Regions from separate parts of the Homo sapiens genome. Here region 1 is linked to region 2. Evidence: chromatin contacts called from ENCODE Hi-C or POLR2A ChIA-PET data. All regions are on one chromosome and are shown on one strand. The core of a region is the stretch at or near the end of the contact, and the rest is flanking DNA. Distances in the headings are between cores, read along the strand shown.

Region 1 (3,686 bases), core at 1,055-3,554, 40 kb after region 2:
GAAATAATTTATCTGTGAGTGCTGACTGACTCTTAATTAAGGACCTTAATTCAGGTATATTAACATTTATTTTGGATAGATATATACCAGAAATATTGTAGAGTAACAATAATGGAAAATATTAGAAGCTGGTTTCAAAAATACGATTTGCATTAACCTTAATGGAATTGAATGTGCATCCTGTTCCTTTTTTTTTTTTTTTTTTTTTTGCCCTAAAGGTAAAAGTAAGTGTTACTTGTTTTGACTGGTAGATCTTCTGTAACAGATTATGGAGTAAATATTTCCTAATGGTATGTGCCAGATGAAAGTTCATATTGCTGCTGCTAATCAGAAACTGAAGTTCACCTCATAAAAAGCTTGTATGAATCCAGTTTTGAAACTTGCTAATTTCAGGTCAGTGTTTTTGGCTTACTTTTTTGCTGAGGTGAATCTGCTATTACCTAAATTGTCTTCAGACTTTAGCCTGTAGAGGAAGCTGTACTTAATTAAGCAGCTGGAATTTGGGTGATTCTGTAAATTTGCATTGTGGTCAACAAACATGATTTACCATCTGTCTAGCCCATTCTACGTGGGTGGAAGCCACCAAGGCCATTGGGCATCTGTCACTGTGGAGGGACTGGACCCTTTGACTTTGATTTGTCAAGACAAGCATGTGCAACCAACTCATTATTCTGATAAATGCTAATTAAAAGGAGAAAAGTAAGGAAATAAGCAAATTTCCTGCTTTTCCAGTAGAAACTGTTTTTCATGGTAACCAAATAGCCCTAATGGATGAGAGAAAAATCTCCACTTTGCAGACTGTGATCAATTCGGTGACTCAACCAGTGGCCAACAGTGGAGGATGAAACCATTTGTTGGAAGGTTGCTGAGGAACCGCATTTGGGAGAATCAGGCCTTCCGCACCCAAATCTCATTGATCAGCCTTAGTGTCATGGAAATGGAGACAGGTCATCACGTCTCCTGATGTGCTGCAGCAAGAACCGCACAACACATCTAATATTAATAATATTCTACTTCTCCCTCTTTAAAAAAAAAAACAAACCCTGAAATAATCTAATCAAGCTTCTAAAATGAATCCAGTCTACAGGAAATGTGGGGTGTAGTGACGCAAGTTATGCAATACCACGAGAAGGCAACCAGACAAATTCACAATGTGGCATATCCTGTAATAAGTTGACCTGATTTGTTCAACAAGTCAGTAGCATTAAAAGAAATTACACAGAATGTACTGTTCTAGATTAAAAGAGTTAAGCAATATAACAACCAAATAAAATTACCTTTTTGGGGTTGAGGTTCAAACCAAATGTAAAACATAATTTTTAAAAGATAAGTTGGGAAGCTTGAACACATACTGAGTCTTGGTTGATTGGGATTTACTTCAAAAAAAGAAAAAAGATGGGGAAGGATAGATGGTAAAAGCATGGCAAAATGTTAATGGAATTGAAACTTTTAATTTTTTTGTAGAGACAGGATCTTGCTGTGTTGCCCAGGCTGTGAGCCCAGGTCTCAAACTCCTGGGCTCAAGTGATCCTCCCACCTCAGCCTCCCACAACACGGGGATTATAGGCTTGAACCACTGTGCCTGGCCATAGGATTGAAGTGTTTTGATGGGTACATGGGGGCTTGTTATGTTCTGCTTTTGTGTACGTTTGGACCTTTTCCAAGTTTGCAAAAAGTGAGAGAGAAATTCAGGAATGTATTAAAGACGTAATATATCAGAGTACCCAATAAATAACTCCATTTCATGGAGGGCTTTTCGCATGTGAAGTGGTCTTCTAACAGAAAGGGGAGCATTATTGAGTAGTTAGAAAACCCAAGGTGTAGGGATGAAGAGAAAAGCAGGTGTTCTTCAAAAAAAATGAAGAGAGTAAAAGTGAATCAAAGGAGAAAATGGGAACAGAGAAAAGACCGTCTCTGAAAGTGGGAGGCCAGCAGCAGGTGGGAGTCAAGGAAAGAATGAAATGTTGCTAATTTTGGGGACTAGTGATTGAATGGCAATGTTGCTGTCTTTTTAGAGAGTAGGATTTAAAATTTTGAGTTGCTGAAAAGGCTTGCGTGATGTGCTAGAAAAATTAGGTTTGGTGGGCAGATTAGAAGGAAACAAATAGGAGAGTTCATGGAATATAATTTCAGATAGAACTGGCTTTCCTGAATTAATTTTTTGGTTCTAGTCAGCTTAGGAGATCTCACAGGATTGGATAATGGCCTGTTCTGGCAGCCTCCCTCCTCTTTACAAACCAGGAACCTGAGCACCCATAAAACAGCATTTGCCTGAAGTCCTTCTGAGGCCAGCCCATGTATGGGTTATGTGTCCTATGTGTCTGCTGCCTCCCCACTGCCTCGGGCCAGTGCAGTCTAGTGCAGAGGGGCTTGTTGGCAGAGGCCATCCCCCTGTGAGAACAGGCTGTCTTGCCCCTCTGCTAATGGTGAAATGTCCAGAGCCAGGAAATCAGAAATAGCGTGATGTAGAGGCACCCCTGAGCACCCTTGCTCGCACTAGGGCCCCTCCTGAGTAGGCCCAGCCACCTGGCCTGCCTTCCTCTTCTCCCAGCTGAGCCACCCACCCTCCTCGATAAATACACATGAGCTAGCTGCAAGCATTGCACAGATGACAAGGACAATAAAAGCACTCCAGGACTGGTAGGCCAGATAAATAAATAGACTGGCACTAGGTGTGATGAGTGCTGTGATGCAGATGGAAAATAGCCTGAAGTCTGTTGATTCGGCAAAACTTTCAACTGCTCCTCTCCCCGCACCCAGCTCACTGTGCCAGGGCCAGCCCTCATACCAGAACCTCCTACCTAACTGAGAGCGCATCTGAGCAGGGGCAGGGCAGAGAGCCCAGTAGGCCCTGGGGAGAGTGAGGAGATACTGGTAGTTGCCTCTGAATATCCAATCTCTTTTTTCTTTTTTCCTTTCTTCTTTCTTTCTTTACCTTCTTTCTGCCCCCGCCCCCCCGCAAGACAGGGTTTCACTTTGTTGCCCAGGGTGGAGTGCAGTGGAACAATCACAGTTCACTGCAGCCTGAACTCCTGGGCTCAAGCAATCCTCCTGTCTCAGCTTCCCAACTATCTGGGTCTACAGGTGCATGCCACCACACCCAGCTAAACTGTATTTTTTTGTAGAGTTGGGGTTCCATTACATTGCCCAAGCTGCCATTTTTTCTTAGTAACAAACTCTCATTTTGTTTTCCATACTGTACCTGGAATAAGGACTACACCTCTTAGTTCCTTAAAGCTGGGAGTGGTCACTTGAATAAGATCTGGTTCATGACGGTGTAACTAGAAGTACTGCATGAGATTAGTGGGATATCTCCTTAAGGGGAAATTGGTGCTCCCTCCTCCTCCAATTTTCTACCGTCTCCAGTGCGTGCAGAATGACTGATGGCCATTTAACCATTTATAATCGTGAAGTCACCTAGAAATAGGAGCCTCGCATGAGTGTGCCGAGCAGAAAGCTAGGAAGTGGGCTCCTTGTGATGCCCTGGCGTCTCCATTCCAACCCTGGTCCATCTGCTCTGGATTTGTTTTACCTTAGAAAAAAATAAACATAATTTTTTTTTCTTTTCCCCCCTCTGAGATGTAGTTTCGCTCTTGTTGTCCAGGCTGGAGTACAGTGGTGCGATCTCGGCTCACTGCAACCTCTGCCTCCTGGGTTTAGGCGACTCTCCTGCCTCAGCCTCCCAA
Region 2 (3,694 bases), core at 218-2,717:
ATGAAATTGAGGCCAGGTATAGTGACTCACACCTGTAATCCCAGCACTTTGGGAGGTCGAGGTGGGAGGGTTGCTTGAGTCCAGGAGTTTGAGACTGGCCTGGGCAACACAGTGAGACTCCGTCTCTTAAAAGAAGAAAGAAAAAAGAAATTGAATATGTGGTGATTACTACCCGTTTCATTTACTTTTTTACTTATTAACGTAGTGACTGTTTAAAAAAAGTTACGCATTGATCTTCCTGTTCCTTCCCCACCAAAAATAAAAGCAAAAACAACAAGCCACCCCTCAAATGAAACAAAATTAAGCCTGTTCTTTATCTATATTACTACTTAGCACATTTGACCTATTTTTTTAAAACCTCTGTTATTTTGAAAGTAAATTTTGGCTCTGTTGACCTTGCGGTTAGAAAAGTTGTTCTTCTGCTTAAATGAAATGATCAGTTGTTTGTAGATTACCAAATATAAAAGCTCTTCAGAACCGCTAATGATAAGTTGCTTTGGCTTCATAGAGGAACGCCATGGTTTGTGGTGGTAAATTGTTACAGAGCAAATGTCAGTACCAGAGGCGGTCATGGATCACCACGTGGAAGCAGGTTGTTCCCACATGAGATTGGTAGCGAGCCGGTGCTGCATCTGTCTCCTTTCCCACTGCATCCTGGGTGCCTGGAGCCTCACAGGGTTGACCCGTGTTGGGGGTGGGGATGGTTGTAGAAGCCTCTTTATTTTTACTTGTGATAGATTCTGGCACTGATTAGAATGTTTATTCAGTAGTTTTTTTCCTATCCGCCTGAGTTTTCATAGCTCAGTATAGGATAACATGGGCTTCGGATTTTGTCAACCAATCAATTATATAGTAGCTCTTTTGTTTTGTTTTTAAAATTTATTTCTATTTATGTATTTATTTATTTATTTTGAGAGAGGCCCTTGCTGTGTTACCCAGGCTGGAGTGCAGTGGCATGATCATAGCTCACTGCAACCATGAACACCTGGGCCCAAGTGATCCTCCTGCCTTGGCCGTCTGAAGTGTTAGGATTACAGTGTGAGCCACCAGACCTGACCTTTGTTTTGTTTTAGTAGCTACCTCTTGACTAGAAAAATAGTTTAATCTTGGCCTCCTTAAAACCTTTTCATTGATATTTTTTACTCTGCTAGAACAGTTCAGTTTTTGCATGTCTTCAAGTGAACATGCTTTAGTATTAATTCCATGGAAGCCATTTCTGTAGAATAGGCTAGTGTCCAGTTTTGTCCAGTTTTCCTTTTGGAGCAGTGTCTCAGGCACAGAAATAGTCTGGGCTTGGTGGACCCCACCCCAAAGTGTCACTTCTTTTCCTCTGGCCTTGCTCTCCATGCCCGCCTTTCTCTTCTGATGTTTTAATGATACCCTCCCTGCTCGGTGATTTGTGTTCAGGAAGCTAGGCAGTGATTACTTTTGTTTCTGCTTTGTGAACTTCCTCCCCCACTTCCTATTTTTACCGCAGTTGCACAGGAAATGAGGCGGCTCCTGGCTGGCTGCTGCTAAGCAGTGATTTTAGGTGGCAGAGGACAAGGCCTCAGGGCCTGAGCCATTTAAGGCATTTTCCACCTTAATCTTTTCACTACCTTCTTCCTCTAGGAGTCATAGGAACATGATTTTGTGATTGGGTTGAGGTGACATCATGTCCTCAGCCTTGTGGGTGGAGACAGGGGTTGCTGTTTAGTTGGAGGACAGCACTTTTGTGAAGGAAGTGAGGGCTTTTTTCAGCAGTAACAATGTGGGTGGAATGTCGTGGCCCTGTGGCCTCTGCAGCTTGAGGGAAGGTTAAGTTGAAGGGACAGGCCCTGTTGCAGGTAAGGATAGGGAGGTGGATTCTGGTTACTCTCTAGAGGGCCTTGACTGGCAGCTTGAAGTGAGCTGAGGAGCCTAGTCTGCTCTCTCAGATCTTTGAGGGGGGCCTCAGCCTCTATGGCACCCTCCTTCCTCTGAACCCATGGCATTTGTTTTCTAAACGACTTATTTAGCATTTATCAGTCTCTTTTTTGATGATGCCTCTTCTTAGCTTATGGACCCGTTATAGCTTAATTTATGGAGAAAGTTTGTATCATCTCCCCAGAAAGAAGTAACTTGTTATACATTAGTTAACTTGAATATGGAAGGTGCTCAAAGCATTAGTTTATCGGAGATTCTTAAGAGCTGCACTGTTGACATTTTGGGGTAGATAATTCTTTGTAGGGGCTGTCTTGTGCATTATGGGATGTTCAGCAGCACTTCTGGCCTCTACCCACTGGATGCTACCCACTAGCACTTGCCCAGGGTGACAACCAAAACATCTCTAGACATTGCCAGATGTTGGTAGGGCAGAGAAGGACACAAAATTATACTTTTCCCCACTTGTTGAGAACCACTGTGTTAAAGAATTGAATTACTAATTACTAACTTATAAAATGGAATAAAGTAGAATGTTTGGTTCCCTGGGATTAAAGCCATTTGTTAGTTTCTATTTTCATATCTGACATTCTCATAATTCTTAGTTTGCTACTTAGAGTATGCTGTGCTCTATCAGCTTCAGCTAGTGTTCAGGTATACCTTCTGTGCACTTTCTTTTTTTTTTTTTTTTTTTTTTAGATGAAGTCTCACTCTGTTGCCCAGGCTAGAGTGCTGTGGCGTGATCTTGGCTCACTGCAACCTCTGTCTCCCGGGTTCAAGCGATTCTCCTGTCTCAGCCTCCCTAGTAGCTGGGACTACAGGTGTGTGCCACCACACCCAACTAACTTTTTGTATTTTTAGTAGAGACAGGGTTTCACCATGTTGGCCAGGCTGGTCTCGATCTCCTGACCTCGTCATCCACCCGCCTCGGCCTTCCAGAGTGCTGGGATTACAGGTGTGAGCCACCACGCCCGGCCCCTTCTGTGCACTTTCATTGAAAGAACTAGGAGCTGGGCGCGGTGGCTCATGTCTGTAGTACCAGCATTTTGGGAGCCGAGGCAGAAGGATTGCTTGAGCCCAGGAGTTTGAGACCAGCCTGGGCAATGTAGAGAGACCCCATCTCTACAAAAAATCAAAAAATAAAAATTAGCTGAGCTACTTAGGAGGCTGAGGTGGGAGGTTCACTTGAGGGAGGTCAAAGCTGCAGTGAGCTATGATCGTGCCACTGTGCTCTAGCCTGGGGCATGGAGCAAGTCTCAAAAACAAAAACAAAAACAAAAACAAAAAAACTAGGGCCTGAGCCTTTGGCAGGCTGGCTTCTTGTCCTCATAGAAGGCATTCTGTCAGCTTCTGTGCCTTGATATTGCTTGCTCTGGAAGTCAATTTCCTTGGAAGCTGAGTAGTGCAAGGGTAAGGAGGAAATGAGAAACATTTAGGATATAATAATAATAGGTAACATTTATGGAGCAGTTGCTGTAGAAGAGGCACTGTGGTGAACAGGATTGACAGGATTGAAAGGACAGGCTAGACAACAGGACGGGGACCATCTGGAATAACACCTTAAGTTTGGGTTAAAAGTTGGTTGTGCCTTTGACCAAGCAAGGCAGTAAATATAGCAGGAGGAGTGGGAAATAGAAAGGTGACAGGGTAAAACTTTTTTTGAAACATAGTCTTGCTCTGTTGCCCAGGCTGGAGTGCAGTGATGCAATCTTGGCTCACTGCAACATCTGCCTCCTGGGTTCAAGTGATTCCCAGATAGCTGGGATCACAGGCGCCCACCACCATGCCCGGC

What was found. A loop is a pair of places that touch in the nucleus more often than their neighbours do. ChIA-PET counts read pairs that join two places held with the same protein, here RNA polymerase II (POLR2A). Pooled maps may share reads with other maps.
Region 1: a loop to region 2 is called in a map of CD4-positive, alpha-beta T cell, with 5 times the contacts of the local background. The contact joins two enhancer-like sites. A Hi-C loop is called at or near these places in 24 of 168 maps with a recorded cell type or tissue (B cell, CD4-positive, alpha-beta T cell, CD4-positive, alpha-beta memory T cell and 15 more), 12 of 37 single-sample maps with no recorded cell type and 23 of 50 pooled maps. POLR2A ChIA-PET finds 5 or more read pairs at or near these places in 21 of 52 experiments (A673, AG04450, B cell and 16 more).

What each region holds. Positions count from the first base shown.
Region 1 is chr19:34,308,052-34,311,737 of GRCh38, forward strand. All of the region lies in intron 2 of GARRE1 (granule associated Rac and RHOG effector 1), which reads left to right. Among named protein-coding and RNA genes, the nearest start is that of GPI, 55 kb to the right of the region's middle. RefSeq lists an enhancer at 2,439-2,938. Within about 2 kb of position 2,305, at least 12 of the 41 ENCODE cell types and tissues checked have a DNase peak (open chromatin) inside an H3K27ac peak, as active enhancers do; they include B cell, CD4-positive, alpha-beta T cell, CD8-positive, alpha-beta T cell and 1 more, where a contact is called at or near this core.
Region 2 is chr19:34,268,669-34,272,362 of GRCh38, forward strand. The region is part of intron 1 of GARRE1 (granule associated Rac and RHOG effector 1); the gene reads left to right. Among named protein-coding and RNA genes, the nearest start is that of GARRE1, 16 kb to the left of the region's middle. RefSeq lists an enhancer at 1,448-2,148. Within about 2 kb of position 1,468, at least 35 of the 41 ENCODE cell types and tissues checked have a DNase peak (open chromatin) inside an H3K27ac peak, as active enhancers do; they include B cell, CD4-positive, alpha-beta T cell, CD8-positive, alpha-beta T cell and 1 more, where a contact is called at or near this core.